2 separate regions of the Homo sapiens genome follow, and region 1 is linked to region 2. A link is a loop called in an ENCODE intact Hi-C map of the cell type or tissue named here. Cell type or tissue: GM12878. All regions are shown on one strand. Each heading gives the region's core, and the rest is flanking DNA. Links, peaks and the distances in the headings are about the cores only.

Region 1 (16,271 bases), core at 5,323-13,322, 83 kb after region 2:
TTTTATTATCTCATTAAATACCCTGGAATTTATTTTTGTGTATAATGTGGAGGAATTATGGCTTTATTTGATAGACAGCTACCACACATCACTCTTCCTCCTCCACTCGAAATGCCACCTGTATTTAACATAAACCAAACTGATATGTGTACACATCTATACATGAATATTTACACTGTTTTAGTTGCTAGAGGAATGTTTTATATTAGAGCAAATCTCCATTGTTTTACTTTTCCAAAATTATATTGGTTATTTTTGCCCATTTTTTCTTCAGATGAATGAGCACTGGCTTGTGAGTTTCTCTAAAATTCTCATTTGGAATGATTCTCATTTGAATTTTGGTCTTGAATTTACAGATTAATTTGTGGAGACCTGACATCTTCACAATGTCGAGTTTTCCTGTCTAGAAATATGTTACAGCTCTCAATTTACTCAGATTTTTTAAAATTTTTCTCTTAATAAACTTTTTTTCTTCACACTGGTCCTGTTGGTAATTACTTAGTGAGGCCCGGTTTAGAGCAACACACTCTTTTTTTTTTTTGAGACAGGGTATTGCTCTGTCACCTGGACTGGAGTGCAGTGGCACAATCTCATCTCGGCTCACTGCAACCTCCGCTACCTGGGTTTAAGTGATTCTCCTGCCTCAGCCTCCTGAGTAGCTGGGATTACAGGTGCCCACCACCACGCCTGGCTAATTTTTGTATTTTTAGTAGCGACGAGGATTCACCATGTCGGCCAGGCTGGTCTCGAACTCCTGACCTCAGGTGATCCACCCGCCTCGGCCTCCCAAAGTGCTGGGATTACAGGCCACCGCGCCCAGCCATGAAACACTTATTTATTTTAAAATGATTATTCTGAAATGTTTTCACAAATTAATATTCAAGTAATTTAAAAATAGAAAGCTGTTAACATAATTTTAATAAGAGAGACTTACATTGCAAGGTTTCATTAGGCATGGATAGTATGCTTAGAGGGTAGATTATCTTAAAGAGCATGGGTTACTTTTTTTTTTTTCTGCTAAATTTAAACATCAGAGCCGTGATTTAATAGATACCCATGATCTGAATAAGTCAGTGAAGTCTTTTGCACTCAGGAAGTAAACAGATCATCGTTTTCTAAAGTATGATCTCTTACTGTGCTTTCTCCTTTCAATAGCCTTCTTACATTTTTTTTTTCTCATCCTTCTATAGCAAGCCTTCAGGTCAAGAAGTTGTAAATCTGTCCACTCTGGTTGGATTAGTCGGGACTCTTAGGTTGCAAACGAGCCTCTTAAAACTCTACCCGCATCTTTGTAATCAGTGTCACAGAGCCTCTTTTTGAGTCATCTAATGCAGTTTCCAAAAAACACATCATCCTCCCGTCAATCTAAGTTGTTTGAGATGCAGTACACTTGCATCTTGCATCTGTGTATGATGCTGTCATAGAAATTATATAGTACATCTTAAGTCACCAGTGCTATTACACATGACATTGGGAAAACTGAGGCTTCCATTAGCCCTGCAGGGACACAGTTGTGATATTCACACCTAGCCATCTTCTCTACTGTTTTGAAAAATTATTGCAAAAGTTTTCAAACATGCAAAAGGATATAATATAGTGAACACCTAGACCCATCACTCAGCACCTCATTGGAAGTTACCAAGATTGTAATCTGCTACTTTTCCCTACCCCACCCTCCATTTTTTTTCTTTTACTTTTCTCTTTTTTTGAGACAGAGTCTCACTCTGTTGCTCAAATTAGAGTGCAGGAGTGCAATCTCAGCTCACTTCAGCCTCACTCTCCTGGGTTCAAGTGATCCTCCCACCCCAGCCTCCCAAGTAGCTAGGACTACAGGTGTGTGCCACCATGCCCAACTAATTTTTGTAGAGATGAGGTTTTGGTGTGTTGCCCAAGCTGGTCTCGAACTCCTGGTTCAACTGATCCGCCTGCCTCGGCCACCCAAAGTGCTGGAATTACAGGCATGAGCCACTCCACTCGACTTATCCCACCTTTATTTTTTAAAGCATTTTAAAACAAATCTCAGCCAGGCACAGTGGCTCATCTGAGGATCACCTGAGGTCAGGAGTTCAAGACCATCCAGGCCAACATGGTGAAACCCCGCCTCTACTAAATACAAAAAATTAGCTGTGGGCATGGTGGCAGTCGCCTGTAATCCCAGCTAGTTGGGAGGCTGAGGCAGGAGAATTGCTTGAACTCAGGAGGCGGAGGTTGCAGTGAGCCGAGATTGTGCCGTTGCACTCCAGCCTGGGCAACAAGAGCAAAACTCCATCCCAATCAATCAATCAATCAATAACAAATCTCAGACCACATGTCGTTTTAGCCTATTTCAGTTTGCATTTCTAAAAATTATGGATAATTTTCTCATATAAACACAGTCTATTATCACTTCCCAACTCCCCCTTCAAATTGATAATTCCTGAAGATCCAATGCCCAGTCTCTAACCACATTTCCATGACTCAAGTGTCTTTTGTATAGCTGGTGGGTTTCAATCTGGATCTAACCAAGATCCACACATTCATCTGATAGCGCCATCTCTTAAATCTCTTCTGGGATTTAAGGCAGACAGGGAGAGTACCTGACTGTCCCCACCCCTGACCTTTATCTGCAGTGACCCCCTGAGGAAGCCGAGGAAGCCATCATGGGGGATGCCCTTTCTGTCTGTTGCTTCCCTATAAGGTCTTTCACTGTTCCTCTCTCTCCATATTTCCTATAAACTGAAAGTTACCTCAAAAGGCTTGATCATATTCAAGTCCACCATTTGGGGGCAGGAATACTTTTGAGATGGTTTTGGTACTTATATTGCCTCACATTAGGGGGTACACAGTTATTTCATCCTAGTGATGCAAATTTTACTTAGAAAATTCAGTTGGTGATAGTCTGATCTCTCCATCTGAAATTCCCCATCAATCTTTCATTTAGCGATATCATACATTGATGATCTTTGCCTAAATCAATATTTTCATTAAGAATTGCAAAATGGGGATTTTTTTAAAATTTCGCCATTCCTTCCACATTAATTTGCTGCCATTCTTCTGTAAAGAAGTCCCCTCGGCCAGGCTCGGTGGCCCACTCCTATAATCCCAGCACTTTGGGAGGCTGAGGCGGGCAGATCACGAGGTCAGGAGATCGAGACCATCCTGGCTAACGCGGTGAAACCACGTCTCTACTAAAAATACAAAAAATTAGCCGGGTGTGGTGGTGGGTGCCTGTAGTCCCAGCTACTCAGGAGGCTGAGGCAGGAGAATGCCGTGAACCCGGGAGATGGAGCTTGAAGTGAGCTGAGATCATGCCACTACACTCCAGCCTGGGGGACAGAGTGAGACACCATCTCAAAAAAAAAATAATAAAAATAAAAAAAGAAGTCCCCTCATTCATTGGTCGGGCACAGAGGCTCAAGCCTGCAATCCCAACTTTTTGAGAGGCTGAGGTGAACAGATCATTGAGCCCAAGAATTCTCGACCAGCCTTGGCAACATGGCGAAACCCCATATCTACCAAAAAAAAAAAAATTAGCCAGGCATGGTAGCATGTGCCCTTAGTCCCAGCTATGTGGGAGGATCAGTTGAGCCCAGGAGGTTGAGCCTGAAGTGAGCTGTGATCACACCACTACTGTACTCCAGCCTGGGTGACAGAGCGAGAGCGTGTCACAAAGAAAAAAAAAAAAAGAATTCCTGTCCTGCCACCCCAACCATCAACTAGGGTTCTAAATACCCTAAGAAGCAGTTTTTACAGGAAAGGCAGGATAAATGCTTAATTCTTTACCTTTTCAATTGCCACTATTCAGAGACAGAGTAGGTGCCTTGGTTCTACTGCTGGTGGTGATCAATGAGGTGTTCTCTTCTGTCTTGTTTGGGGATCTCTTGTGGATAGCATGAGATATCCACAAACTCATGCTTTGTTATTAGTTTGTTATTGCAGCCATAATAAATTACCACAAACTTGGTGGCTTAAATCAAGCAGAAATTGACTCTCTTACAGATCTGCAGGTCAGAGGTCTGAAATGGGCCTCCCTGGGCTGAGGTCGGTCAGAGTGTCAGTAGGACTGCGGTCTCACATGGAGGCTGTAAGGGACAGGCCATTTCCTTGCCTTTTCCAGATTCTACAGGCTGCCCACATTCCTCGGTCCATGGCCCCTTCCTCCTTCCTCAAAAGGCCAGCAGTGGTTGGTTGACTCATTCTCATGTTGCATCGCTCTGACACCAACTCTCCGCCTCCCTGGCGGTAACACTAGGGCCCACCTAGATAATCCAGGATAATCTCTTTATCTTAAACTCAGCACCTTAGCTGCTATGATGCCACCTACACCCCTAACGCCCCCTTGTCATATAACATAACATGTTCATAGGTTCTGGGGATTAAGATGTGGATATTTCAGGGGGGCATCATTCTGCCCACCACAGGGGGTTTGTATCAGTCATATTCTTTTGATGTTCAGGGTGTCTCACTTTTAGCCAGTGGAAACCCCTTCTTCTGGCCTCAGAGTTTGTTAGCGAAGGTGCCCACCACATTTCTTGGATGGCTCCTTTTTTTTCTGATACAACAGGTAACAGAGGGTCCAGGCTCATCTCACCCACACCTGGAGTCAGGCGCAGGTGTATGAGGTGCCTATGTGATGGAAATGCAATTGTTTCTTCGATTTTTTTAAAGACTGGGGATGATAAGCACACATATTTGAAAAAAAAATCATGAATTTCAAATAACCTTCCAATTCAAATTTGATCTTACAGAATTTTTATTTAACTCTTATCTTGTACTCATGTATCTCTTCATTTACACTTAAATTCTTGGTTCTAACCAAAAATGACATTATTCTTTTTTGTTTTACCCAAATATATATATGAAATAATTGTTTATATGAAATAATTTCAAACTAAAAATAATATTACTCTTAACAGTAAAGCTTCTGAATAAAATTAGAATTTCTTTGCAGCTCTACGTAGAGTAGACTATGCCCATATCTTACTTATTTCTAGGTGTCTATCTTAGAGAAAGGCTCACACATAGACCCAAAGGCACCTATGTAAGAACATTCACTGCAATTGCTCTTGGGCTTATGAGCACAGGGTCAAGTAGATCAGAGTTCTGACATCTCATGCAGCAATTCCAAACACTGAACAGATCTATATACTGCTGACGAGGAAAAGCTCCACGTGCATTACTAGGTGAAGAAGGCAAAAGCCATAAGTGGATTTACTAATGTGCTCCTGACAAATACAACTCTGTCCCAAGCTGAGCTCAACAACCTTTCTGGGTAGGGGTTAGATATGCAACCCGCTCCATTAATTTTCCATCACAATTTAGAATGAACTGCTAATGAGTGCCAAGTTTAACATTAAAAATCCTTTACGGGCCAGGCACGGTGGCTCATGCCTGTAATCCCAACACTTTGGGAGGCTGAGGCAGTTGAATCACTTGAGGCCAGGAGTTCGAGACCAGCCTGGGCAATGTGGCAAAACCCTGTCTCTACAAAAAGTAGAAAAATATTAGCCAGGCATGGTGGTGCACATCTGTAGTCCCAGCTACTCAGGAGGCTGAGGCAGGAGAATCAGTTGAACCTGGGAGGCGGAGGTTACAGTGAGCCGAGATCACACCGCTGCACTCCAGCCTGGGCAAGAGAGCGAGACTGTCTCAAAAAAAAAAAAAATCCTTTATTGTATCTAGAGTAACTGACAAACGTGTTCAAGTCAAGGATACTCATTTACCAACTGGCAGGCATGGAGATGAATTTTAATTAAGAATGCACCTAAAATCACAAAAAGATGTTTGGGGTAAGAAAACATTAAGAACTCATGACATGTAGCTTAGTTGGTTTCTCAAGTTATAACACTGCCATCATTATTAATAACAATCTTATTAGTTAACATGGAATCTATGACATCTTTTCTTCTAGGAAATTATTAATGTATTTATTATTAAGTTAACATGGCCAGTGAAATTATGCTACTGGAGCACTTCCTCAGACCCCTGCAGTGGATAATCTTTACTGAATGAATACAATGCATTTTCAAATTGTGTCACTAACGTCTGAAATTGACAGTGCTCCTCTAGTCAAATCCATGAGCCCCCTCCTCATAAAATAAGATTCACCAGGAAAAAGACAGTCTGAAGGTTTTTCTGAAAATACGCTGAATTTGGAATCAGAAAACCTGGATTTGAAGCTCAGCTGCACCATTTGTTATCAGCGCGACCTTGAGCAATTAGCTTCTCCCTGAACCTGAATTTCCTTCTTCTAAAATAAGATGATGAGTATTACAGAGCCATTTCCAAGAATCTCTAAATAAAGAAAAAAGCTTGCTCTCTGAGAATAAAAACTTTAAATCAATACATAACACAAATGGCCAAGAAATGGCAAAGGTTTCTGGTCTAGGCAGCTTTGGCAGTGGTTTCATGAACTATAGTCTCAAATCCAGTGGACGTGTGCCCACCAATTACAATGGGAAACATGAAAATATGGAAAGATGACTTGTCCCAAAGCCACTGTAGTCAGGGATTTCAGGTACTGGACATCCAGCGTAAGCCACTCCTAGGAGGGGTGACTTGGTCCCAAGTAACCATCTGACTCATCCGACTGTGGGTCTGTGCTCGCTATACCACCTTCTGATGGTCGTTTTGCTTCCCACAAGGGGGACCCACGAGAGAGAGCTCCAGCCACACAGACGCTGGGCACGTAGGCTCCTGTGGGAGCCAGTGTTTAATGCAATGTAGCAAACTGGACATTCTAGTTATAGTGTAGCTTTTCAGATAAATCTGTGTAAGTGAGTTAGCGCACTTTTGGGAGGGGGAGGCTCTCACTTAGTAGGATTCTCAAAAGGGTCTTTAATCTTAAAATAAGAACCAGAGGCCTATAGGAAGAGAATAATTTAGTCAGGCAGACTTGGCTGATTATGTGAGTTTCACAATAAGAGACAGATGCTTAGTACAGTGACATAATAAAATCTAGTTTCTGAGTCTGGAAGGCTGAAAGCCACTCCCTGCCCCACAGTCAAGACACTAGTATCTAAGGAGAAAACCAGCTGTCCTCAAACAGATAAAATATACCTCTCAATGTCTCCACATGGATGTATCTGGAGTAATTTTTTTCTTTTTAAAATTTCTACCTGCTACCAAGCATAATTGTAAAAACTAAAAAGAGTTAATATATATAAAACTATAAAACATCATCTACAAATCTTAGTGGGGTTTTTTTAAACTCTAAATAAATGACTATCTACCATGGGGTTTTCTTAAACTCTAAATAAATGACCATCCACTGTAATAAACACGAAATAAATGACCATCTACTGTCACTGGGTTTAATGAGCTAACCTTTATAACTACAGATCTAGAAGAGAAGTCCAGCAAGTTGGCCTCTCACTAAGATCATTTCAATACTGACCCAATTCAAACCCTAGTTCTAGAGCATAAGTTTCCTGAAAGTAAGGGAAAGAGGGTTGTGAAAGGCTAGCACCACTGAGCACTTCAAACTTGCCCTGCTGTTTCTATCTGCTCCACCATCATCTATGCTACCCCAGCTAGTCATAACCATAGGCCATAACGCTTCACTTAGAACTCTCATCTCAAAAGAAGGAGTTTCCAAATAAGCTTTTCTTATAGAGTAGCCTGAATTTTTAAAATATTTTGAAACATCAATCCAGCATCAAGCAGGTCACCTTACTTAAAGGACAGAAATGTGGAGAGTCAAGCTAGTTTTCCATGTGGAATTTAATAAGCCAGTCAACTAAATGATGAAACTCTAATAAATCCCTGTCCACAAAACTCTCGGTTTTATTTATTGGAGGGATGAAGAGAAACAACAAAGTCACCAACATACGTGTCCTCTCATTCATTGCTTAGAAACTGCTATTGTGCAATTTTTCTCTTCTATATTATTGGGATGTTTTGCATAAAAAACAAGCTTTTCTCCACTGCCACTAGAAACAAAACAGAAAGAAGCAGGTCCAAAATGGAACAAAAAAAGATAGCACAGAAATTTTGCACGCTATTCTAGACTTACTGGTGATGACGATATTTATTGCATGATTCTCTTCCCAGTTACTGTGTCATAATATAAAAAAAGACAAAGAAAATTCACTTGAAAAAGGTAGGACCAGGTTAAAGATGTGTATTAAAGTCCCTTGATCTTACTTAGCCATTAGGATTCGTTCCATTTTAAATAGAGAATAGACCCCGCCACCACCACCAAATACCTCATATTTTTTAAAAAAGATGTTTCCAAAATACCATCACGGCCTTAGACATTCACAAAGGAAAATGAAAGTCTGCAATATTTAACAGCTGTGTAAATGCCATTCCATGCAACTTTTAGTTTTTGGTTTTATTTGTTTCTTTGTATTTTGAGACGAGACCTCACTCTGTCAGGCTGCAGTGCAGTGACATGATTTCAGCTCACTGCAACATCTGCCTCCTGGGCTCAAGAAACCCTCCCACCTCAGCTTCCTGAGTAGCTGGAGTTGGGACCATAGGTGCGCACCACTATGTCTGGCTAATTTTCTGTATTTTTGGTAGAGACAGGGTTTCACCATGTTGCCCAGGCTGGTCTTGAACTCCTGAGCTCAAGCAATCCTCCTGCTTTGTCCTCCCAAAGTGCAGGCGTGAGCCACCACACCTGGCCTCATTTTTAATTTAAACTTTTATCAAAGGCAATAAAGATACAAAAAAAATTACAAGAAATACACCTGAAAATATAACCAGACATATTAGTATCCAAACAAGATAATAAAGATCAATGGACCGACTTAATGACACAATGCACAAATACTAACAGCATATTATTCAAGAAAGTTTTATTGCTGACATTGAAGAAACTTGCTGTCTTCCCCAGCCAATGGGATTTTATGGGTTTTTGTTGTTGGTGGTGGTGTTGTTGGTGTTGTTGTTTGGTTGGTTGGTTGGTTGGTTGGTTGGTTTTTTTGTTTCTTTGTTTGAGACAGAGTTTCGCTCTTGCCACACGGACTGGAGTGCAATAGCACGATCTCAGCTCACTGCAACCTCTGCCTCCTGGATTCAAACAATTCTCCTGCCTCAGCCTCCTGAGTAGCCGGGATTGTGGGTGCCTGCCACCATGCCCAGCTAATTTTTGTATTTTTAGTAGAGACGGGGTTTCACCATGTTTGTCAGGCTGATCTTGAACTCCTGACCTCAGGTGATTCACCTGCCTCAGCCTCCCAAAGTGCTGGGATTACAGTCATTTTATGTTTTTGACTATATGAAACATACCCCCTAATATCCTATGACCTTTTTCTGCATATTTAAAGCTCACTTTCTTCCTGAAATATTTTAGTCCATAATTGTCTAAGAATTATACAGTGCCTAGTACCTACTTAGCAGTCAGCAATGGCAGCTGTTGTCATAATACACATGTAACCCATACCTGGCTTCCAAACTCTGACTAATGAAAATATTCATCCCCTAAGCAAACTGGTATAATGAATTTTGAATCATTCAAGGAACCAAATCCTAAAATGGAACTTCAGAGGGACTCAATCACACACTTGAAATAGAATTTATTACTAGCTTTGCCATTACTAAATTAATTATGATAATTTTACAGATCTCTTTTTGGTCTTCATAAATTTTGATATTCTTACTCAGCTCAGTAATGTTCAGACTAATGAGCATAGATTACACACAGCAGTGTGCATTATGAGGAATAAGTAAAGGAGCTGGGGACAGCTTCCTATAAAAGGCATCTTGAGCTAGAGGAGCTGCCTTCAAATATTTGATGATCTGTCACATTTGAGGAACTAAACTTGTTTCTCACAACCACAAAAGGATAATAAGAGACCAGTGCACAGAAGGTAATACAAGAGAGCTTTCTGGTACAACAGTTTCCAAAGATGCTCATCAAAGATGCCTGTGGCTAGATATTAGAGAGGGAAGTCACTCATCAAAAAGCATAACTAGATTGGATGTCCCCCAACATCTTTTCAAACATGAGATACTACAATCCTATGTTATTCATATACAATCTGTTAATGTCTAAGAAAGACTGTAATGAATCACCTTATGCACAATACAATGAAGCCAGCTGCTTTCAGATCATGATTTTTGGTTCATTTTTCTGAAACAAAAACCTCTAAAGAATGAGTCAACTCTGCTAATTGCCTGGTTACACCTATTTAAGTAGCAGGCTTGCAACTCTTAGGCACTGATACCACCATCCCAGAGCCTACGGGATGGATAGATGGATAGATGAAAGACAGAAAGGAAAGAAGAAAGGGAGGAAAGCAAGCAAGCAAGAAAGTGTGAGTGCGATGAGATACCATCTCACGCCAGTTAGAAGGGCGATCATTAAAAAGGAAACAACAGGTGTTGGAGAGGATGTGGAGAAATAAGAACACTTTTACACTGTTGGTGGGACTGTAAACTAGTTCAACCATTGTGGAAGACTGTGGCGATTCCTCAAAGATCTAGAACTAGAAATACCATTTGACCCAGCCATCCCATTACTGGATATATATCCAAAGCATTATAAATCATGCTGCTATAAAGACACATGCACACGTATGTTTATTGCGGCACTATTTACAATAGCAAAGACTTGGAACCAACCCAAATGTCCACCAATGATAGAATGGATTAAGAAAATCTGGCACATATACACCATGGAATACTATGCAGCCATAAAAAAGGATGAGTTTATGTCCTTTGTAGGGACATAGATGAAGCTGGAAACCATCATTCTGAGCAAACTAACACAGGAACAGAAAACCAAACACCACATGTTCTCACTCATAGGTGGGAATTGAACAATGAGAACACTTGGACACAGGGTGGGGAACATCATACACCAGGGTCTATCATGGGGCGGGGGGAAGGGGTAGGGATAGCATTGGGAGAAATATCTAATGTAAATGACAAGTTAATGGGTGCAGCACACCAACATGGCACATGTATACATACATACAACAAACCTGCATGTTGTGCACATGTACCCTAGAACTTAAAGTATAATTTTAAAAAAAAAAGTGTGAGTAAGGTATCATGTGTAGAAGGTTCTAGACACACAGTACCACAATAAGCAGCTAGAGGAGGAAAACTGAGAAATCTGGGCAATCAACCTACTTATGAGTCTAAGGCTCAACAATTGCTCTTCTCTGTTCCAGCCAATCATCCAGCTTTTCAGAAGTCCTGCCTCCCAAACCCACTCCCTCCTCCCTCAGAGCACATGGCACCACAGCACTTGCAAGACTGCCTTAATATTCGCTATTATGTTGTACTTTTTTAAAGGTGTACTTGTATCTTATACTACACATAATCTCAACAACAATAACCCTATAGTATAAGTGTTTTTAATCATTTCTTTTAATATTCCTTCTCATCTTTTTGTTTGAGTTATCCGTGTCTGAAATTCAATATGGGTAATTTTTAATGTTTCCTATTATTTACAAATGTATTGCATAGACAGAAAATGCTCACAAGGCAGATTTTTATTGGGACATTATACAATCAGAAAGAAATAGATAATGTATTTTACTGATGGAGAAACTAAATACAGCAAATTTAAGTGACTTCCAGAGGTCCCATAGCAAGCTGCCAGTGGAATCAGATCCTTAATGTCTGGCTTCTGATTTAGAACCTTCTCTTCTATGACAGTTTGGTAGGTAGTAGGGATGGCACAGGAAAACGAGGGGCCCAGCAATGACAGTGGCTTTCTGGTGCACTAAGGATGGAGGTCTGGGCTGGCTATTTTCACATTAGCATCTTTTTCTGCTCCTGAAACTGCAGGAGAAGGAAATGGTGGCAAACAACAGTATAGGTCCAAGGCTGGATCAAGCTGACCTTTACCAACTACCTATCACAAAATATTTTACAAAATATGTCGCAAAAATATTTTCACTGCATTCGCCATGGGCTCTCTATATAGTGTCCTACATAGAAAGTATTCAAATATGTGTATGCTCCAGTGGAAGCAGAGGACCCAAAAGAAGGCTTCCAAAATTAGAAGAAACATTTACAGGATATGAAGAGCCACATTATTACTTATTCTGCATTTTAGGCTCATAGAGCAATCAAAAAGGGCCCAGGGGTTGTAACTTCTAATCAATGATAAAAATAGGAAGGGAAGATTAAAAAAGTAAGACACAGGAGAAGCAGAGGGGGGCCGGGATATCCAGTCCCATTTGCATGCAAATTACTTACCATACAAATGATTTTGCAATAATAGAGTAAAAGTTGCCAAATTAATCATTTCCATTTCCCCATTGCCAATGTCCAGAGAATAAGAAGAGACAATGATAGCCATGCAGACAGCCTACATTTTCACCTACAGTGGTCCGCAGATATGTGACTGTACTAACAAAGGAAGATTATGTGAATGAGAAAGTGATTTTTATTGCAAATAAAGCCAAAAATATTGTTTTTCCCTTTTACTCTTTTCCCAGAAATGAAAATTTCAAGGGAGGGGACAGCTCAGGCTGCCCCTTTTTTAAATAAAAAGGAGACAGGGCAGCTTAGGTGGCCCCTTTTCTAAATAAAAAGACAGTAGAAATCCTGTTTTGAGGCCTTGGGGGGTGAGATGGTGTATTACACAATTTCTCATTAACACCAGCAAGATTGCATGACTTGTGTTAAACAGAATAGGCATTTCACCTTCAAGCTCATGGGAAATAAGGAACAAGCTGCTTATTCACTTACTCATAATTACCGTTTTCGCAGGTCCCAGAGGAATTCTCTATCAGTCTCTGAGGACTCGTAGCTGATCGGGAGAGTACGAAAAAGGATTTTTTCCCCCAAATAAAAAAGTATCGCAGTTTCATCCATTCCTTGCAAAATAAGACGCGAGGGAGTTTGGTATTCGTTTTTGGTGGGGCAGCCCAGCAAGACCCTGCCTGGGCGGGGAAAGACCCCGAGCTGGGCGAAACCTGGGCGTCCCTCCTGCCTCTCCCACTGTCAGGTGTCACCTGGGCTGAGCTCCTTACCTTCCCTGAGTGTCTGCTCCTTCTGTTAAACGGAGCTAATGCAACTCACCTGGTAGAACTACTGTGGGGACAAATGAACTAATTATGCCAACTGCCTGACAGAGGATGAGCTCTCAATTAAAGGCAGTTATTACATTATTACATCATGGACGTTAAACTTCTCTTTCCCTTGCCAGGGCTCCAGGGACCCTAGGGAGGCCAGGCGTCCTGCTAGCTATTTAATACTACTTTGCATTTCACTGCTTTGCTGGCCAGCCACTGACTGAAAAAGACCTGTGCTTCCCTTCCTCAAGCCTTGACACCTTCGTCGGATAGTTTCCACCCTTGTCCAAACAGATGTTTGGCAAAGTCCGGTGTACTGGGGAAAACACTGTAAGAGGCTGTCTCTAAGAATCCATTGCGTGTAAAAGCTGGGACTGCCTGTACCTCAGAGAGATCTATGAGGCTCTCGATTCGAAGCATTTCATGATGCTCAGCTTTGGCAGATTCTAGGTCCAAAACTGATTTCACCGGAACATCCATTTCTAAGAATTGACATCTACACGCACTCCTTGCATCTTCAAGTCACTGGCACAAGTTAACTTGGACCAAGAATGAGATAATAACTGAAAGGTCAGAACAAATTACATTTTGAATTTGTACCTTAATGAAAAAGAAGCAAGAACACTACTGTTTCTTACACATAGAAACACTCCTATCAATAATAAGGAATACTTTCTTTCTAAAGGCTATTTGTGCTTTCAACGTGGACTTTTCAGTTCAAAATTAGGCTATGAGCACAGGACAGTGAAGACACAGAAAACTCTACAGCCTAAACGGAGAGGAGTATTTCAAGTTATCCACCAATCACTTACTGATTGGAGTTAAACAATTACCGAATAAACTCCATGTCCACTAAAGAAGAAAACTGGGACATTTTTAAAGATCAATTACATGTGGTGGCTACACAAACAGAAAGATGCAAACTACCATATCACCATGGAGACTATGTTTAGATAGTTCTTCAAAGGTAATCACTAACAAATTATTGTAAAACACCAAACATCATGTGTTCTATGCATTATGCTATATTCTATATTCATTCTTTATTATTCTATATTCTATGCATATAGAGTAATAAAAGTCATCCAAACGCTATTTGTTTGTGGTTAAATAAAATCTTCAAGCAAATACACTTCAAAGCAAACATCCTTCTTGGCTCAAATCTTTGTATTTCACACTAGTCTATAAGCTCCATGAAGGAAGGGGCTGTGGCTGGGTTTGTCATAGTACCCCGTGCCTGGCTCATAGAAATGGCTCTACAACTATGTACTGAATTAATGTCATAAACGGTATCATAAATGTCCTTTAAGGACTGTCAGTGCTCCTAGAAAATTATAAAGAATCTTTAAAATGTTGTTTCAGACCTTCCTATCATATTGTATGAATACTTTGAAAGGACAAGCTTTGCAATAGGTGATCCAACATTTGAAATGTCCAGTAAATAGAAATAAGACTCCAGGGGAAAGATGAAGTTCACATTACTCAACCGCCTTCAACTATATGTGATTTCAAGTCATCTGAATTTCATTCTGTTTTTTTTAAAAAAAAAAGAGTAACAGAGTAATACAGCCTACAGTAAAAGTCGTCTGAATCACTCCAGGGCTTAAGATGATGACCCTTTGTGGGCCTTTGCTTGTGAATTAGACCTTACTTAAATAAAAGTATTTCTTTTCCAACATGATGTAAAACAACTGGCCTGCACATCTAAATGCTCCTGTTTTAACTGGGCCTGCAAGGGAGGCTGTGGGTCACAGTTTACTACTCCCAGTAGGCCCCATTATCAGCTACATTAGCTCAACAACATTTCAGTAAACTAAAGCAGCTATACCATTTGGACAAACAGTCAGCTTTTCCAGGATTTGCACTCATTGGTTGGTTAACTGAATAAAGTGTCAACATAACAAAATATTTGCCTCTTGCCATCTCAGGGAAGCAAAATCTCCCCTGGGCAGAATGTTCCATTTTCTGAGACTCTCCTGTAATAGGCAGGAAGCTGCAAACCCAGTGTTTCATTTAAATTAGCTAGATATTTCGTTCTGATGCTCTTCTGTTTAAAACTGTGGGAAAGGCAAAGTAACTAAAATAAGGAAGCACAAAGAATAGTGACTGCAAATAATTTGCTGGAAATAAAAAAATCACTAGTGATAGACCAAAGGCAAATTAAAATGTATGCTTCTCATTCAGATACCAAAAATACAAATCTGAACATCTCTTTCAAGAATACCAAAAACTGGTGATCACATGGCTTCCTCTATAATGAAGCTGAAATAGAAACTTATCAGAAAACATTTGACCCGTATCCCTTTTACCAATAGTGTGAAGTCATACCAGCTATTTAAGTCATTAGGCTGGGGCATTTTAACATGCAATTAACTTTTTTACAGGATCTAGAAATTCCCCAACCCCCAACCTCCAAATCAAATAGGTAGGCCACTAACTGCCATCCAGTGGTAGAGAGAATTTTGCAAGATGTTATACCTGATAATCTCAATGTAACAGAATCCTAACACAGCACAAGGAGTGACTGTTACTATGTAAATAGCTACATTACAAAACTAAAGCCAAAGCCACTAAGATAAGTAGAAAACAAATTAGAATCTCAGGAGGAGGTTCCAATGGCCCAATTCGAGAGTCTATTTTAAAAAGAGCAACAGAGTAACAATTACTGAAGGGCTGTTTCCTAAAATTACTCTCTGGTTGGTATTTCTCAATTTTCAAATGTCATGAGAAATAATGCTGGCTGTCACTTACTCTGCCTTAAAAGAAAGCATTACCAAAGAATACCACTGAAAAACAAAGGCATTCATACAAGGAAGTGAACACCCTAAGTGCATAAGTACGTTCTTAAGAGGGACACTAAAAAAGCAGAAGTCACATTAAGTTCCAAACACCAAGAAAAAAAAAACTGAACAGAAGTTCCTAACTTTATTAATATTATATACTAGCCCCCCCCAAAAAAAAAACTGCCCATGAGTTGAGATTTATCAATTTTGTATATAGAAATACTACATATTTAGGACTCCCTGCCTTTGGGTGGTGGAGGGACACTAGGAAAGGCAAGACAAAAGAGGAATTAAGCCTTTTTCTACCACATTAGAAATGTACAGTTTTTTTGGTGAAATTTAGGTTTGATGTAGGCGTTCTTGTTCTCTAAGTAAGTTTCCCATTTGCCGGAAATTTTAAGCAGCATTGATTTTTTTCAATTAGCTTCAGATATGCTACACTCTGGAATAGGGGTGTTAAACTCACGACATTGCAGAAAGGTTTGCACTTTTCCCTCATTTTCACTACTTGGCATTGTCTATCAAA
Region 2 (16,271 bases), core at 4,003-12,002:
AATGACATTCTTTCCTATTTCTTGTAATTTATAGAAACATGAAAAGCACTTTGTTCATTGGAGAATCTGACTGTCCTTGTAAACCACTGCCACCTCTATAAAAAACACAGGATGGAAAAGGCTTTTGGGAGGAAGTGAAACCACCTCATCTAAGGAATGCCAAATACATAGGCCTATTAGTTGGGAATCTGATTTTCCAAGTCTTGTCATTTAAACCTGTATGACGGTATTGTGTTCAAGATATGAACAGCCAAGGTAAAATACAATTTCCCATGACTCAAAGATCACTCAAACATTTGCTCCTGAATCTTGAAAATAAATTGTATTTCCCCTAGAGGATAATCACAGCAAGTATCAACAGCCTGGCACTACAAAATAAATCTTGTAGAGTCATTGCTCATCACAGGTGCTGGAATGTCAAATGGGCAAAAACTTGCTTCTCTGATGTCTTATCTTGACTGATTTCTAGAACATAATGTTACGACAAAGCTCTAATGACCTTTTTCAGAAAAGGCTTTAGGAAGCACGTTGGTAGAAGGACACTTTGCAATGGGAAGATAAGCGATAATAAACTCAAATAGTCCCAGACAAAGCTCCAGAATAGAACACAGTCTTTACAAAGCAAGTCCTCTAGTGTAATTGCACATGCAAAAAGAATGTCACCAAGGCCAAGTGTTAAGCAAATATTATCTATTTATTTTGGAATAATTTTATCTTACCTGAAAAAGAGTTGATGTCACTTGTTTCTTGGATAAATGACTTTGTACGTGTTCTACAGCTTGCTTTGAGAAAGGCTATCAAAGTCAAAAATAATATTTTTAAATAATAAAATGTAACCAATCTGTGTATGTTATATAATATCACAACAGATAAATTTAACACAGCAATTACTAAACAGTAACCTACGGTAATTATATTAACAAACATTCTTTAAAAATCTGTTGAGTATTTATAGGCAATCGCAGCAAATGCTTGTTCCTCTGGGCATCCAGTTCTTAGATACATGCCCAGAAGAATGACCATGCAGGGGCTGACATTATGCAATTCCAGAAGGGTTCAAGATCACTCTGATAATAAAGTGTAAAGAATCCTATTATCAGGTCAAGTGCACTGGTTCATGCCTGTAATCCCAGCACTTTGGGAGGTTGAGGCAGGAGGATCACTTGAGCCCAGAAGTTCGCGATCAGCCTGGGCAACACAGTGGAACCTCATTTCCATAAAGATAAAAATAAAAATAAAAATGAGCCAGGCATGGTGGTGTGCGCCTGTAGTCCTAACTACTCTGGAGGCTGAGATGGGAGGATTGTTTGGGCCCTAAATGCATACATTCATCAACAAACTGATAATGGGGTTGTAAAAAGATAAAATTTCCATCAAATAAGAGAAAATACACAAAAATACCCCTAAGAATTAATGTCAGGATTACAAAGTCAAGCCATAGTGGTAAAAGGCTCTAGTTAAGGAAAGTCTTACTGTAACCACAGCGAGGGGAACTAGGGGGAAAAAAATGGAGCTCCCACTGATAAAAATTAAAATGGTATCCTCCCCTCTCCAAACTTCAAATTGTGTCTTCTTTAATAATGTACAATAAGAAGAAAGGCTTAAAAGTACCATCATACGAATAAACACCCTCTAAACTGCTGAACTACATAAAAACTAAGTTTACGGAGGCTTTCCCATTGAACATCTGGCATTCTTCAAGGGTTCAGTCCTTCCCTACTGAGGCAGCAAGGCATGGAGTAGCAACAATTAGTCCTAGGCCCAGAAATTCCTTCATCAAGCCAGGTGGGTCCAAGGAACAGAGCAGTGCATGCCGCAAGAAAGAGACGTCCTCTTTAGCCACAGTTATGCAAATGTCAGCAAGAACTGTACATAAACAATGAATACAGAAGCACCAAAATACACCAATACCATGACCAGTGCTGTCCAATAGGACTTGCTGTGACAATGGGAGGGTTGTGTATCTGTGCCATCCAATACAAAAGCCACTAGCCCCATGTAACCACTGAGTACTGGAAATGTGGCTCATGAGGAACTGAGGTATTAAATTTTTACTCCCATTTGACTTTAGTTAATTTAAAGTTAAATGTAAATTGCCACATGCAGCTAGTGGCTGCTGCGTTGATACAGCAGGCCAGGACTGTCAGGCCACCTTTTGGAAAACATTCCTAATATAGAGATATTACATGGTAAATGTTCTTCCAGTTACTCCTGATAGAATAATTTCCTAATAACCTAGTTTATCCTAATGACCAAGTTAGATTGTTTATCTGATTTACAAGGAAAAAAAAATATTACAACTGCTATTGAACTATTAATGGACAAAATTAACACAATGATTATAAGCCACTTTATTCATTCAAAGAGACCATTTAAAATTTATATTTATCAATAGCTGATTAGCTTAATTGTTAAAGTATAGCTCATTTTAAAATAATAAAGCTTAATTTCCTTTAGAATGTCTTGAATTGAGACTTTTTCTTCAGTTGATCTAAATTAGCAATTTTATTTCATTGATGTTTGCAGTGAAAGTATCAGCTTTTGGAAATAAACTAAGCTTACACGAAGCAACACACATCGTGGTAATATTACCAGGAAACAACAAAGCAGAAGAAATAGGATCCATCCCGGGCGTGCATTTTTCAATTTTAAACACCTTTCTACTGTTTAACTTTCATTCTGGAAACGCTGAACATGGTCCCTTATTCATCAGTACTAAAGTAACAGAGTAAGAAGAAATACTTACATGTGAACAGGAAAGAAGTTCCTTCATGATGTAGGCATCATAAATTTGTCGACTTCTGCAAAGGCGGTCTTCCTCATTATCAAGTTTTTCATATTCCTTTATCTAGGTTTTTTAAAGTTATCATTGTTAGGTTGTATCTTCCTGGAAACTTGCCTTATTAAAATATATTACTGGCCCAGGCAGAAACCACTTGCACATGAGATAAAGCAAATTACTGAACCGGCTATTCCACAGGAAACAGCTACTTCTAATGTTGTAATAATGAAGTTGGAATAATTTAAATTCAACTAGAAACATACAAGTGGATTTTTTCCCTATGATGACTCTCATCACTTAAATGTAGAAACATAATATTAGGAAACACACACTGCCATGGTTACAATTATCTTACAATACACGAGCCATAGACCATGCATCCTTGCCAATTCTCCTCTTCAAAGCACAAATCATTTCAATTTGGCTGTAATTCAGTTCTAGGAGTTAGGATAGGGAATGTTCTCACTCAACTGCAGTGTTCCAAAACTACAAGGAGGAAAAAAATATACTGCCAGAATTCCTGCAAAGAGATTTTTCAAAAATCAACTAAAGCAAATAAGTATTATAGAAAGGAATTAACCCACAGATGAAAGCATTGGCTTTTCAGGTTGGAACCTCAGCTGCACTATAAAAGTATTAACAGACAGGTGACTGGTGACTTCAAATCGTGTATTTTGCTGTATTCAGCAAAGGTAACCTGGTTGGTGTTAAAAATGACTAAATAATGAAACTGTGCTTTAGAAATATTTGCCTTATGTGGAAATGGCTCCCAATGCTCTAACCTGATAACAGAAGGTCCTGGACCTCAGAATTGTTCCCAATTTATTTACAGAAATACTTTTAATCCAAAAGACAAGAAGAGAATGAAAACATACATGAAATATGAAGCTCGGAGGGAAACTGTCACAAAGATCTTCACTATAATGACTGATTAGTACATATGACTTCCTTTCACAAACTAAATAGAAATAAAGGTTACCTTTTACCTTATAGTACGGCTTTCACAGCTTTGAAATCAAAACCAGCAAATCCTATTTATTAGACTCCTAATAAAGATAAGGGCACAGTCATGCAGGTGAGGGAAAAAGGGTACGTGAAACACTGAGGTCCCATGAGTCATATGAGGGCTAGCAGGTTCACACGCTGAGAAATTCCCAGGAACATCTTAATTGTCCTGAAAGATCATCAGTGTTACACTGTGATGGCTGAAATTCACATGGAGTCTTCTTGAAGAAGACAATAAAACCTGACATAAAGGCAGGCAGACTGGGGAAGGCTGATACTCTATCCAACAGGAAAATCTTTATGAAGAATCAGTCCAGTAATGTCAACATAGCCAAAAGACCAGGGCTTAACCATTCTAAGTCAATTCAGGAGAACAAGTCTAACATGTCCAAGCACCATACCAGATGTGAATATGGTAGCTGCAAAGTAACAGAAGCCAGATACCAAAATCCGAAGGAGAGTCGGAAAATAAATCAAAGATTTTTGGCTTGGCTGATTCCTTTTGTTGTATTTTGCTTTAGGCAAATCCAAAGGTTAATGCCAGAATGCTAGGATAAAATGGTAGACTATCACTAAACCAAAGGCAAAAGTTTCTGCCTCTACATAAGAACAGCCTCAAGGGATAATAAGACTTCATGGAATGATGATCCTTGAAAACAAGTGTAATGAAATTTAAGTCTATGTTCCAAGAAACCTGCAAAGCAAATTGACACCTGGTTAAACAAATGCTCATTCTGTGGAAGCTCCTTCCCATGAACAGTCAAATCCCATCATTTCTGGGTAAATCATGCTCTGAACCACAACACTGTCTTGACTAAGAGCCTTGTGCCTTCTAAGCTCCAACTTGACAACAGAAAAGGTAACTCTTGGTATGCAAAATAAGAGCCTAAAGCATCTGTGGCTGTAATTTGGTATTCACTTTCTATAATCAGTAAGACCACTGATTAAAGACCATGCAGTCGACTACCAATAGCTCTAAACAAACATCCTATTGCAGCATATACATAGCAAATGCCATCTCTGACCCCGGAAGTTTGGTTGTCCAGGTAACCTGGGCAGGGAAAGGTCTGAGTTCAAGGTGAAAAGTCTTCCCTACTGCAGGATAGAAACACTATCATCAATAATAAATATTCACAGACCTGTAGTCCCTTTCTGCTTTGGTGGTTACACAGCTCCCAGGTGAACTGGAAGCCTAAATAACCTGAGCCCTAAGAGCAAGCACTTTTGGTCCACAGGTGTCATAGTCTCTGCTTCTGCGCCCACCCTTTGTTCCACCACCATTGTAGTGAGATGGTCTAGTGAAGTCATCTCTGTCTGGCCCAATCCAAGGCTCTCTCTTTTGTCCTTCACCTTATTGACTTCTCAGCAGCATTCAAATCAGTTGTCCACTGATGCCTTCTTTGAAATATTCTTCTCTGACTTCTGTGACCTATCCTCTCCAGGCTTCTCTTTCTTGGTCTCCTTTGGTAGTTCCTCTCCTCTGCTTGACTTCCAAATCCTGAACTGCCTCAGAGCATGGTGCTGGGGGCACCCCTTCTTCACCAGCTAAGTTCTCCCTAGGTAAAGCTATGTAGTCCCACAGTTTCAAATATCAATTATATTCTGATGACTAAGTCTGGATCTCTAGGACTCCTGAGCTCCAGATTCTAAATATCTAACTATCTATTTGACATTTTCAGTTGAATATCTAGAAAGCATCTCAAATTTAACACATCTAAATGAAACCCTTAACTTCCACATCCTCTGTACTCCAGCCAAACGGGCTCCTCTCCCAGTCTTCTTTATCAAAAAAATGAGTAAAATCATCCTCCCAGTTGCTTAAGCCAAAAAATGAATAATCATAGTGATTCCACTCTTTCGCCACGCCCCTGCCACCACCACCCCCTACATCCAATTCATCAGCAAATCACGTTTGCTTTATATTCAAAATATAACACAAACTCAGGCTCTGCTTCTGGTCAGAACCAATTAATTCCTAACAGAACAATCCTCCTGAGATAACAACTAAAATTCTGGACACATAGACAATAAGCACTGAAGAGTGACCAAAGGAACACAGAGAATGGAAAAGGGCATCCAACAGAAACTGTAAGAAAATAAAGAGCCACAGAAGGAAAGCTCCAAAATTCTATGTATAAATCCAGTCAAAATCCCTGGTGGGCCCCATAATGACACATGAGCATGACAGACCCTAAGCAGCCTAGCTGAGCCTTAAAGAACTGAACAAGATTCATCTTCCACCACTGCAGAGAGGACAGGGCTCAGAGTTTGAGTAAGCCAAGTTAACTGTATTCTTCAACGAACAGATGAAAAAATCCATACACCTTGGAGGAGCATAACAGAGTTTAGAGTATCCACAATGTATCAATCACATGTTCAAGATACAAGCTAAAATTATTCTACAGATGAAGAAACAGAAAATGTGACCCATATGCAAGAGGACAAACCATCAATGAAAACCAATCCAAGATAGCCCAAATGTTAGAATTATCAGACAAGGATTTTAAAGCAGCTATTATAACTGGACATAACAGAAAGGATGTTAACAGAAAATATTCATGTAACGAATAAAAAGATAGGAAATAGCAGCAGAAAATAACTATGAAAAGAACCAGATAAAAATGTCAGAAGTAAAAAATAGAGTATCTGAAAAAAACATTCAATGGAATGGCAGATTAGAGATGCCAAAAGAAAATGCCAATAAATTTGAAGACAAATCCACAGGAAGTATCCAATCTAAAGAAAAGAAAGAAAAAATATTGGGGGAAAACTCAGACAGGGCATCCAGGATATATAGGACAGATAATATCCAAATATCAAATATATATATAATCAGTCTTAAAAGGAGAGGAAAGAAAGATTGAGGTAGAAAAATAATCCTTTAAGAAGTAATGGCCCCTAATTTTCCCAGATTTGGTAAAAAATATATATATAAATTTACAGATTCAAGAAACTCAGCAAACTCCACAAAGGATAAATACAATATCTAAAATTACTTCACTAAAAAGCAGAGGCTGTCAGAATGAGGGAAAAAAATAATCAAGACACTTTTATATCTGTCTAAAAGAAACACACTTTATATATAAAAACAAATTGATAGTAGAACGATGGGAAAAGATACCTCATGAAAATAGTAAGCATAAGACTGAAGTGTCTACATCTGTATTAATATCCAGTGAAGTCAATTTCAAGACAAAGAATATTACCAGAGATAGACACATTTCATATGGAAAGACACAACAATCAAAAATGTTTCTGTACTCAATAGCAGAGCTTCAAAAATTATGGAGAAAATGGACAAAATAAAAGAAGAAACAGACATTCTACAATCATAGTTGAAAATTTTAACACCCTTTTCTCAGCAATTGATAGAACAACTAGATATAAAATCAAAAGAGATGTAGAAGGTATCATATCAACTACCTTGACCTAACTGATACTTATAAAACATGACACCTAATACTCCTCTGTTTTAATTTTTCCACGGGCATTAGAATAAAATGTAAATGTGTTACTCTGGCCCCAAACACTCTGCCTCTCTCTTCAACCTGATCTTATCTCACACTACCTGCCCCTCTCTTCATGCAGTACAACCAGACCACACTAGTCCTGTTTCAGTTCCCCAAACATGCCCAGTTCTTTCCTACCATGTTAGGGGCTCTGTCTTGGCCACAACTTTAGCCTAAAATGCTCTCCCCCTCACCAAGCTTCCATCTTCAAAAGACCAGCCTCTTTAACATTCAAACCTGGGTTTAGATGTCATCTCCTCAGACAGTCTTTGACCCATCAATCTAAAGTGGTCACCAAGTCACAATACAACATGCTGAGTTTTGAGTAGGTTTTGAGTCATTACATAGCAGTTTTTACTTCCAGGTACATTTCCTGTTTATTATTTGTTTCTTGTCTGTTTCTCTCAACCAGAATACAAGCTCAAAGAGATAAGTTCTTTGTATCTGTTCATCTGAACAGTGTCTGGCATAATGTTGGTGTTTAATAAATATTGGTTATGCCAGGAGTAGTAGTAGCTCATGCCTATAATCCCAGCACTTTGGGAGGCTATGGGGGGAGGATCACTTAAGGCCAGAAATTCAAGACCAGCCTGGGCAACACAGTGAGACCTCATCTCTACAAAAATTTTTAAAATTAAAAAAAAAGTATCTGGGTGTGGTGGTACACCCTGTTATCTAAGCTACTCAGGAGGCTGAGGCAGGAGGATCACTTGAGCCCAGGAGTTCAAGACTAGAGGGAGCCATGATTGCACCACTGCACCCCAGCCTGGGTGACAGAGTGAGACCCTGTCTCAAAATTTAAAAAATAATAAATAAATATTGGTTGAATCAGTGAAAAAATCTATATAGTAACTTTACCTTGGAATAATATTTATTTTCTCTTTCCCATTATTTATTTTTAAATCTAGGCATAATGTACATATTTCTATAAGCTGCCTCAAAATCTAACTGGAATAAGAAGTATATAAATCAACACACAGAGCAGTAGCTGTGGGGCATCACTGTTCTATGTGTGTTGTGTATACACACAACCACCCTACAAGACAGGTACTATAATCATTCCAGTTCTTAGCTAAGGAAACCCAGGTAGAGAAAAGCTTTCCCAAGTTTACACAACTAGTAAGCAGTAGAGTTGAAATCCAGGCAGTCAGAGTTCAGCACTAGAACTTTCAACCACTATGCTGCACGTAACGGAACAGCATATTATAGACACTATGGTTTAGAAAGCAATTGTTCATCTGGTGTCCTATTTGAAACTCACAGTTAGCCTGTGAAGTAAGCAGAAGACGATCACTAGCCTCACTTTATAGATGAGGTAACTGAAGTTCAGATATGAAGCCCTCATACTATGACAGCCTCAAGTACAGGGACAGTGTCTGCATTTGTAAGCTCAGGGTCTGACATAAGGTAGATACTTCAGGGTTTGCTGAATGACTTGCCCCATATCCCACAGCAAGTAAGAGGCACCGTTGCACCTAGATCCTAGCTAGGTCTTCTGCTGATGAGTCAAATAATGGTCCAGATGAAAATGCTGACCACACACACACAAGCAGCAGGCACATGGTAGGCATGACATGAGCATTAGACAACAAACAGTGTAAGAATCAGAGGAGTCAGCCATCACAGAAGACGGAAATAGCTGCACAAACAGACTTGCTAGAAAATGTAGAAATTTTCCATATTGAGCTAGACCTTAGAGAAAGCTAGGCTTTCAACAAGCGAAGCAGCAGCATTCTAGGCTGGGGAAAGGACACAGTAAAGTAACAAAAAGAATGGGCTTGGATTTGGGGAATGCTGGTTAGTCAGGTTTGGCCAACGTAGACATTCTATGTAAGAAGGTAGTGAAAACTAACAGGGAGAGGTAGGTAATAAGTAATGTAAAGATACTTTGAATGCCAGGATACGCAGTTAGAACTTTAACATGGGAAATGGGTAACTGTTTGGGGACACAGGAAAGTGGAAATACAATGTACAAAATGTACATTTCAAGATACCTGACAAGAGTTTTCTAGAGATTGGGGTCACAAATCAACAAGCAGAAATTAAAGAAAAATTACTAAACTGACAAAAATGAGGGGTCAGAGAAGAATTACTAATAACTTCAAAGTGTAAAGGCTGCATTGACTTAGAGAAATGCACTTGAGCCCCAAGAGTGGAGGATATCTTCAGCCAAAGAATACAGAGCAGGTTGCTGAGGAGTTTTGCAGCATCCTCCAAGGGGATCATCTGATGAGCCAGACCCACCATGTGCCAAGCCAGAAGAGAGGTGAGAAGAGCTGGGGAGGATGCCAGCTAAGAGAAACACCAATGCTTCAAGTTCAAATGGAAATGCATGAGCAGCAATCACCACCATATCTGCAATAAGTACTTAGGAAATAACCACAAGTAGATTGCCCATCTGTTTCAACCCAGCAAAAATTATCTGCTAAAGGAGATTTCTCTGTGTTTGACAAGGTGACTTAGTAAATGCTGAAACTGGAGAGTTGAAGTTTTTAGAAACACAAGAAAGAAATTTTTTATGACAGATCAAGCTGGGATACGTATCCAGGTAAAATGCCTGATTATGATTCAGACTGAAATAATAAGGTCACTGAGTAAAATCCTTTTGGATTTAGCTTACGTTTTTACATTATGGTAAACGTACATCATAATTTGACCCTTCTTCCTAAAAATACATTAACATAATTTTCTAAGTTTTCATGTGTATGTATATTTTTATGTATATTTTCATATATAAATGAGAAAGAAAAGAATATTCCTCCAATTTTCAAATTTTTACAATGATGACTAATATCAGGCAGGTCCAGTCATGCTATGCTTTCTTTTGACCATTTAATGTTTTAGGATAAAGATATATCACACTAATAATAATGGTATATATCATTTCTTAAATATATTTTCATTAAAAATAGTTTCTAATTTCTATTTTACTTTCCTCTTTGACTTATAAATTGTTTAGAAGTATATTCATTTTCAGGCAGTTAAGGATTCTTTAGTTTAACTCTGTTATTAAATTTGAGCTTAATTCTATTGTCAGAGAACATGCTCTAAGCAATTTCAATCATGAAATTTGTAGAAGCTTCCTTTAGGACTCAGCACATGATCTATTTTGATGCTCCATGTGTACGTTAAAGAATGTGGGCTGGGCGCCGGTGGCTCACGCCTGTAATCCCAGCACTTTGGGAGGCTGAGGCGGGCCGATTACGAGGTCAGGAGTTCGAGACCAGGCTGGCCAACATGGTGAAACCCCGTCTCTACTAAAAATACAAAAATTAGCTGAGCGTGGTGGCGGGTGCCTGTAGTCCCAGCTACTTGGGAGGCTGAGGCAGGAGAATTGGTTGAACCCGGGAGACAGGTTGCAGTGAGCCGAGATCATGTCACTGCATTGCCTGGGCAACAGAGCAAGATTCCATCTCAAAAAAAAAGAATGTGAATTCTATTTTTGCTAGGTGCAGCATTTTACATATGTCAATTAGGTCAAATTTACTCATCATTTTATTAGGATCTTCTATATCCTTACTAATTTTTTGTCTGTCTGTTCTATAAGCTCTAGAAGGTTATGTGTTAATATCTCCCAACAGGATTATAGATTTGTCATTTTATATCTGCCAATTTTTGCTTTATATTCTTTGAAGTTATTTGTAACCTACAGATTTCAGTTTGTGATATCTTTTTGTTGGATTGGCCCTGTTATCATTAAGAAACATATCTTTATTTAAAAGCAGCATTATTGCATAGTTTGCCTGATACTAGTGTAGTTATGCCGGCTTTGCTTTGGTTAGTGTTCGTATTATATCACCTCTTCCATCCATGTGTTTATATCTCTTGTAAGCAGTATATTGGGGGAGGGTTGGTTCTTTATCCAGTCTGAAAAACCTAATCTTTTACTTGGAGTATTTAATCCTTTACATGAAATGTAATTACTTAAATAGATTTGTAGCTACTTACTCTTTGTTTGCAATTTGACCCACCTATTTTATGTCCTACTTATATTCCTTTTTTTGCCTTTCTGTTGATTAGCAAATGTTGTTTTAATTTTTCCCTCTTTTAACTTGTTAGATATACAGTCATGTGGAGCTTAATGACAGGGATATGTTCTAAGAAATGTGTCAATAGGCAATTTCATAATTGTGTGAACATCACAGAGCATGCTTACAAGAGCCTACATCGTATACCTACTACACCCCTACGCCGTATGATGTAGCCTATTGCTCCTAGGATTCAAACCTGTGCAGCATGTGACTATACTGAATACTGCAGGCAACTGTAACACAATGGTAAGTATATTCAAACTTACCATTTGAATATACTTACCTTTTGAATATACGTACCTTTTACTGAAAAGGTACAGTAAAAATATAGTATTAAAATCTTCTGGGATCACTGTCATATACGTGGTCTTTTGTTGGCCTAATATCATTATGCAGTGCATGACTATATACACTATTCTTTTATAAATTATCTTAGAAATTAAAATAAACATCCCTGACTGATTACAATCCAATGGAAATTATTACTTATACTAAAATTATTACTTACACTAACCCCCAATAATCCTAGAAACTTAAAATATTTTAACTTCATTAACCTCCCCTGCATTTTGTGCTACTGTCATGCAATTTAGTTCTAGATTATTTTAAGCTCGAGAAACACGACATTATTGTTTTATACAGTCAACATTCATTTATATTTTACATACATATTCACCCTTCATGCTCTCCATTTCTCCCTGCATCTCCATCTGGATCATTTTCCTGCAAGCTCCGCCTCCCGGGTTCACGCCATTCTCCTGCCTCAGCCTCCTGAGTAGCTGGGACTACAGGCACCTGCCACCACACCCGGCTGTTTTGTATTTTTAGTAGAGACAGAGTTTCACTGTGTTAGCCAGGATGGTCTCGGTCTCCTGACCTCGTGATCCGCCTGCCTTGGCCTCCCAAAGTGCTGAGATTACAGGCGTGAGCCACCATGCCTGGCCAGATCATTTTCCTTCTGACTAAAGTACCTCCCTTTAGTATTTCTTGTCATGCAGGTCCACTATTGACAAATCCCTCAGTTTTTGTTTGTCTAACTATATCCTTATATCACTTCATTTTTTAATGAGAATTTTTTATTTCAATTATCCACAAAACAATATTATAATACTTTATAAAAATATTAAGTTTAGGCTGCCATTATTCATTTTAAAAAGTGTGCTAGAAGGCTGTTTTTGCTAACTTCCTTTTTTGGTAAAGGTTAACTTCCACATTAAGACACTGAAGACGAAAAGCTGTTGGAAAAACTCTTCAAATGTACAAAGTTGTTTATTTTTCTTGGCAATTTAAAAATACAGAACAATTTAAAATGAATACACATTAAGTTAGTGTTTTATCCCTACTATACAATTGTTATTATATAAGGAACTGCTCCATTCAGTTAAAACCTAATGAATACCATCAACTTTTCCTGGCTTACTTTCCTGATCAGATTTAGTACATAACATAATTTTGTTACCCTTTTGAATATACTTAGAAAAATTACAATATCATAGTTCACATAAAGCCCTTTAAGAATCTCATGTCACAAGTTGTTGACAAGAGGAAATAATGACGTCACTCTTCTTAGGAAGACCCTCTTGGTAGAGAGTCAATACTAAGCAGGTTATGTAAACAGAAAAAACAACCACAGTTTTTAGTACGAGAACCATTGCCAACTTGCATGAAGTCCATCTGTCACATTTTAAAATGGTTTGAATTTGAACGTATATGCCATGGCACAGAATTTCAAATCTAATGATTAAATCAGGTAAATAATGATAGTTAAGAATTATATCCTGAAAATAGAGGAACCTAGTATAAGGTTTAATTTAAGGTGTGACTGTAAGAGAGTATTTTATAACATACACACTAGACCTTCATTTTATTTATTAGATTTAATTTTTCCTTTGCTAGACACTTATACCACTAATGCTGCTATTCAAATTTGTATTTTGAAATTTTTTAGTTACTCTTAAAAATAGTTTTATTTTGTATGTTTCACTTTTGCACTTCAGGGTAAAAACTGTTAAGTTTAGGCTGCCATTATTCATTTTAAACAGTGTGCTAGAAGGCTGTTTTTGCCAACTTCCTCTTTTGGTAAAGGTTAACTTCCACATTCCTTTTCACCACTGTTAATATTCAGAATAAGTTTTCCTCCCCAAATCAACTATTTAATATATTCTAAAGGGGAAAAAATGACCACCATTAAGTAGACTTTAAAAGTGAATATAGATTCAAACATGATTTGAAAACTGGAGTTCTAAAAATGTTTTGCATAAAAGCCGTATCCCACTGGAATGAATGTGAAGCCGAAACTTCACTATTTTGAACAAATAATGCCCATTTAGTGTGTAAGAAAAATTAGTTTTATAGTTAGTTATACCTTATAACTCTTAAAAGTCTCAGAAGATAGCTAAGTGAGGAGCTATGAATGCCAACAATGCCATTTTGTCACTCTATGACATCAACATTAAACATTACATTCCATCCCTCTTCTTGTAAAACTTTCACATTTTCTTTTCTCGTATTTCTTTGAAATACATTTTACTCTCTCTGTTCATCTATTTCGACATGAGCAAAAGTGCATTCAAGTCCCTGATCTGGTTCTATTTTCTATTTGTGGCACCCATCACCATAAGGACATATTAGCAATATCTCACAGTACCAAGTCTATTTTTTTAAAAGTGCTCTTTAAATGCTGGGTCTTACTCCGCATGTTATCTAAAGATTAAAAGATTTCCCCTTGGATTGGATAGTACAGTTTCAATTATATATTGCCTTAAAAAATTGCCGGGCATGATGGCTCATGCCTTTGGGAGGCCAAGGCAGGCGGATCACGAGGTCAGGAGTTCGAAACCAGACTGGACAACATGGTGAAACCCCGTCTCTACTAAAGATATAAAAAATTAGCCAGGTGTGGTGGCGGGTGCTACTCAGGGCACTGGGATTACAGGGTGGCACTGGGATTACAGGGTGCTACCTGTAATCCCAGCTACTCAGGAGGCTGAGGCAGGAGAATCACTTGAACCAGTGAGGCAGAGGTTGCAGTGAACCAGGATGGCGCCAATGCACTCTAGCCTGGGCAACAGGGTAAGACTCTGTCTCAAAAAAAAAAAAAAATCAATGCAACCTCATACAAGATTAAGTCACTTTCCAGTTACCTTCATTATTCTAAGTCAAACTCTTCAGAAAAGGACTGAAGTGAAAAATTTCTTATTCTACTTTTCAGTTCCATTAATATGAATGTTAACGTACTGCATTATACTTTCAAATTCCACGTCTGTGGTCTAACATTTAATCAAGTTTGAGATCCTGTTTATATTCCTTTTGAAAAACCTGGCCCATGTCCATGCAAAAGGAGGCATATATTAAGATTGCCTATTGACTATTTAACTCAGAAAAAACTTTTGAGAATAATAAATATAAGAAAGTTTAAAAAACTGGAATGGAATTATTTGGTCCCATGATATTCTTTAATTTTAGATTTTATTATGGTATAGCTTTTTATCACTCAAGTTTTATCTATAACAATAAATAATTTTCTTTGAGCAATTCTGACTTTGGGGAAGAAAAGAAAGAAAATGATTTATAAGCAGTAGCCTCACTGTCCTTCATTACCATGCTATCACTCACACTGTCATCAGTATCTTAGCTCTATTTTCTTTGGACCCTGAAATCGGTTGGAAAATTCATCATCGTACTTTAAAGTTTAATACTTGGGGTAAAAAAAAGTGGTTTTGTGGAACCATATCTGGGACTCCAGTTTACCATTAAAAATGTGCAGAGTAAAGAAGATTTTCTTCTTTTGATCCCTGTAGAAATTCTATACAGGTTCTTCACATTTTGGCAGATGTGAGCATATAAAATAGGCTACTTGAATTAGAAGTTTTCTCCTGGCTGGTACTATGGCTCTGTAGCAGTGAAGTAGTCTCCCAAGAAGGACTGAACATATTCAAATGTTGGTCTTTCATCAGGGTCCTTCTTCCAACACAGATTCATCAATTCATGGAGGGATTCTGGACAGCCCTGAGGGCAAGGCATCCTGTATCCTCGCTCCACCTGTTCCAGTATTTCATGGTTCACCATACCTGGATATGGCACTCTGCCCTTTGTTACCAGTTCTGTCTGTAGAATTCCAAATGAGCAGACACCAGACTTTATTGTAAACCCACCATACAGTGCAACTTCAGGAGCTGTCCATTTGATTGGAAATTCTGCACCTTGTCTTGATGTGTATTCATTGTCTTCAATTAACCTTGCTAAACCAAAATCTGCTATTTTGCACAGAAGATTTTCTCCTACAAGAATATTAGCAGCCCAGAGATCTCGGTGAATATAGTTCATTCTTTTAATATATGCCATACCATCAGCAATCTGAGCAGGCATATCAACCATTTGTGGAAGCTTCAAATACTTTCCATCTCCTTCCTTAAGGAAATTGAATAAGCTTCCTTTTGACATCAATTCAGTGACAATGTAAATTGGCTCTTCAGAAACAACAGCATATAGTGGAACAAGTTTACCATGTCTTATTTTTTTCATTACCTGAGCTTCTTGAAGAAAAGCTTCTGGCATCATTGTACCTGGTTTTAGTGTTTTGATTGCTACTTTTGTGGTTCCATTCCATATTCCCATCCACACTTTGCCAAAACATCCTTGTCCTAGTTTAACCTCTAGTCGCAAAGATTATCAAGGGATTTCCCAAGCATCTTTTGCTAGACCTTGAATCTGAGGTTTCACAGTTGGACACACAGTTGTTAACTTGTGGCATAAACCATCAGCATGTTCTGTGTAGTGTTTTGCCAATTTCTGCAGAGTATCAAGTTGTTCTCTGGTTGTGATATAGTATCTACCATTGTCAAGTTTCCTAATTTTGTGGTGTTTCACATTGTCACCCCTTACCTCATCCCAATCACGAATAGAGAGGGAATAAGCACCTTTAGTAGTTTCGCTCTCTCGTTT

The links. Hi-C counts contacts between places; a loop is a spot of excess contacts. Peaks named below come from ENCODE experiments on the same cell type or tissue, not always from the same donor. Only the 100,000 strongest peaks of a DNase experiment are listed, where the experiment ranks them.
Region 1: it touches region 2 in a loop (3.0-fold over the local background); 7 of 110 quality-filtered maps call a loop at or near these places.

Annotation. Positions count from the first base shown.
Region 1 is chr22:25,566,552-25,582,822 of GRCh38, reverse strand. The region is part of intron 1 of GRK3 (G protein-coupled receptor kinase 3); the gene reads right to left. Among named protein-coding and RNA genes, the nearest start is that of GRK3-AS1, 9.3 kb to the right of the region's middle. RefSeq lists an enhancer at 15,474-15,653. In GM12878, for the core only: no CTCF peak of the experiment used is centred there; a DNase peak (open chromatin) is centred at 10,000; H3K4me3 peaks cover 2,716 bases; H3K27ac peaks cover 3,907 bases.
Region 2 is chr22:25,648,153-25,664,423 of GRCh38, reverse strand. It overlaps GRK3 (G protein-coupled receptor kinase 3), which reads right to left. Exons shown (of 21, transcript NM_005160.4): 4 at 2,747-2,848; 5 at 720-794. It also overlaps the pseudogene YES1P1. Among named protein-coding and RNA genes, the nearest start is that of MYO18B, 86 kb to the left of the region's middle. In GM12878, for the core only: no CTCF peak of the experiment used is centred there; a DNase peak (open chromatin) is centred at 7,483; H3K27ac peaks cover 1,306 bases.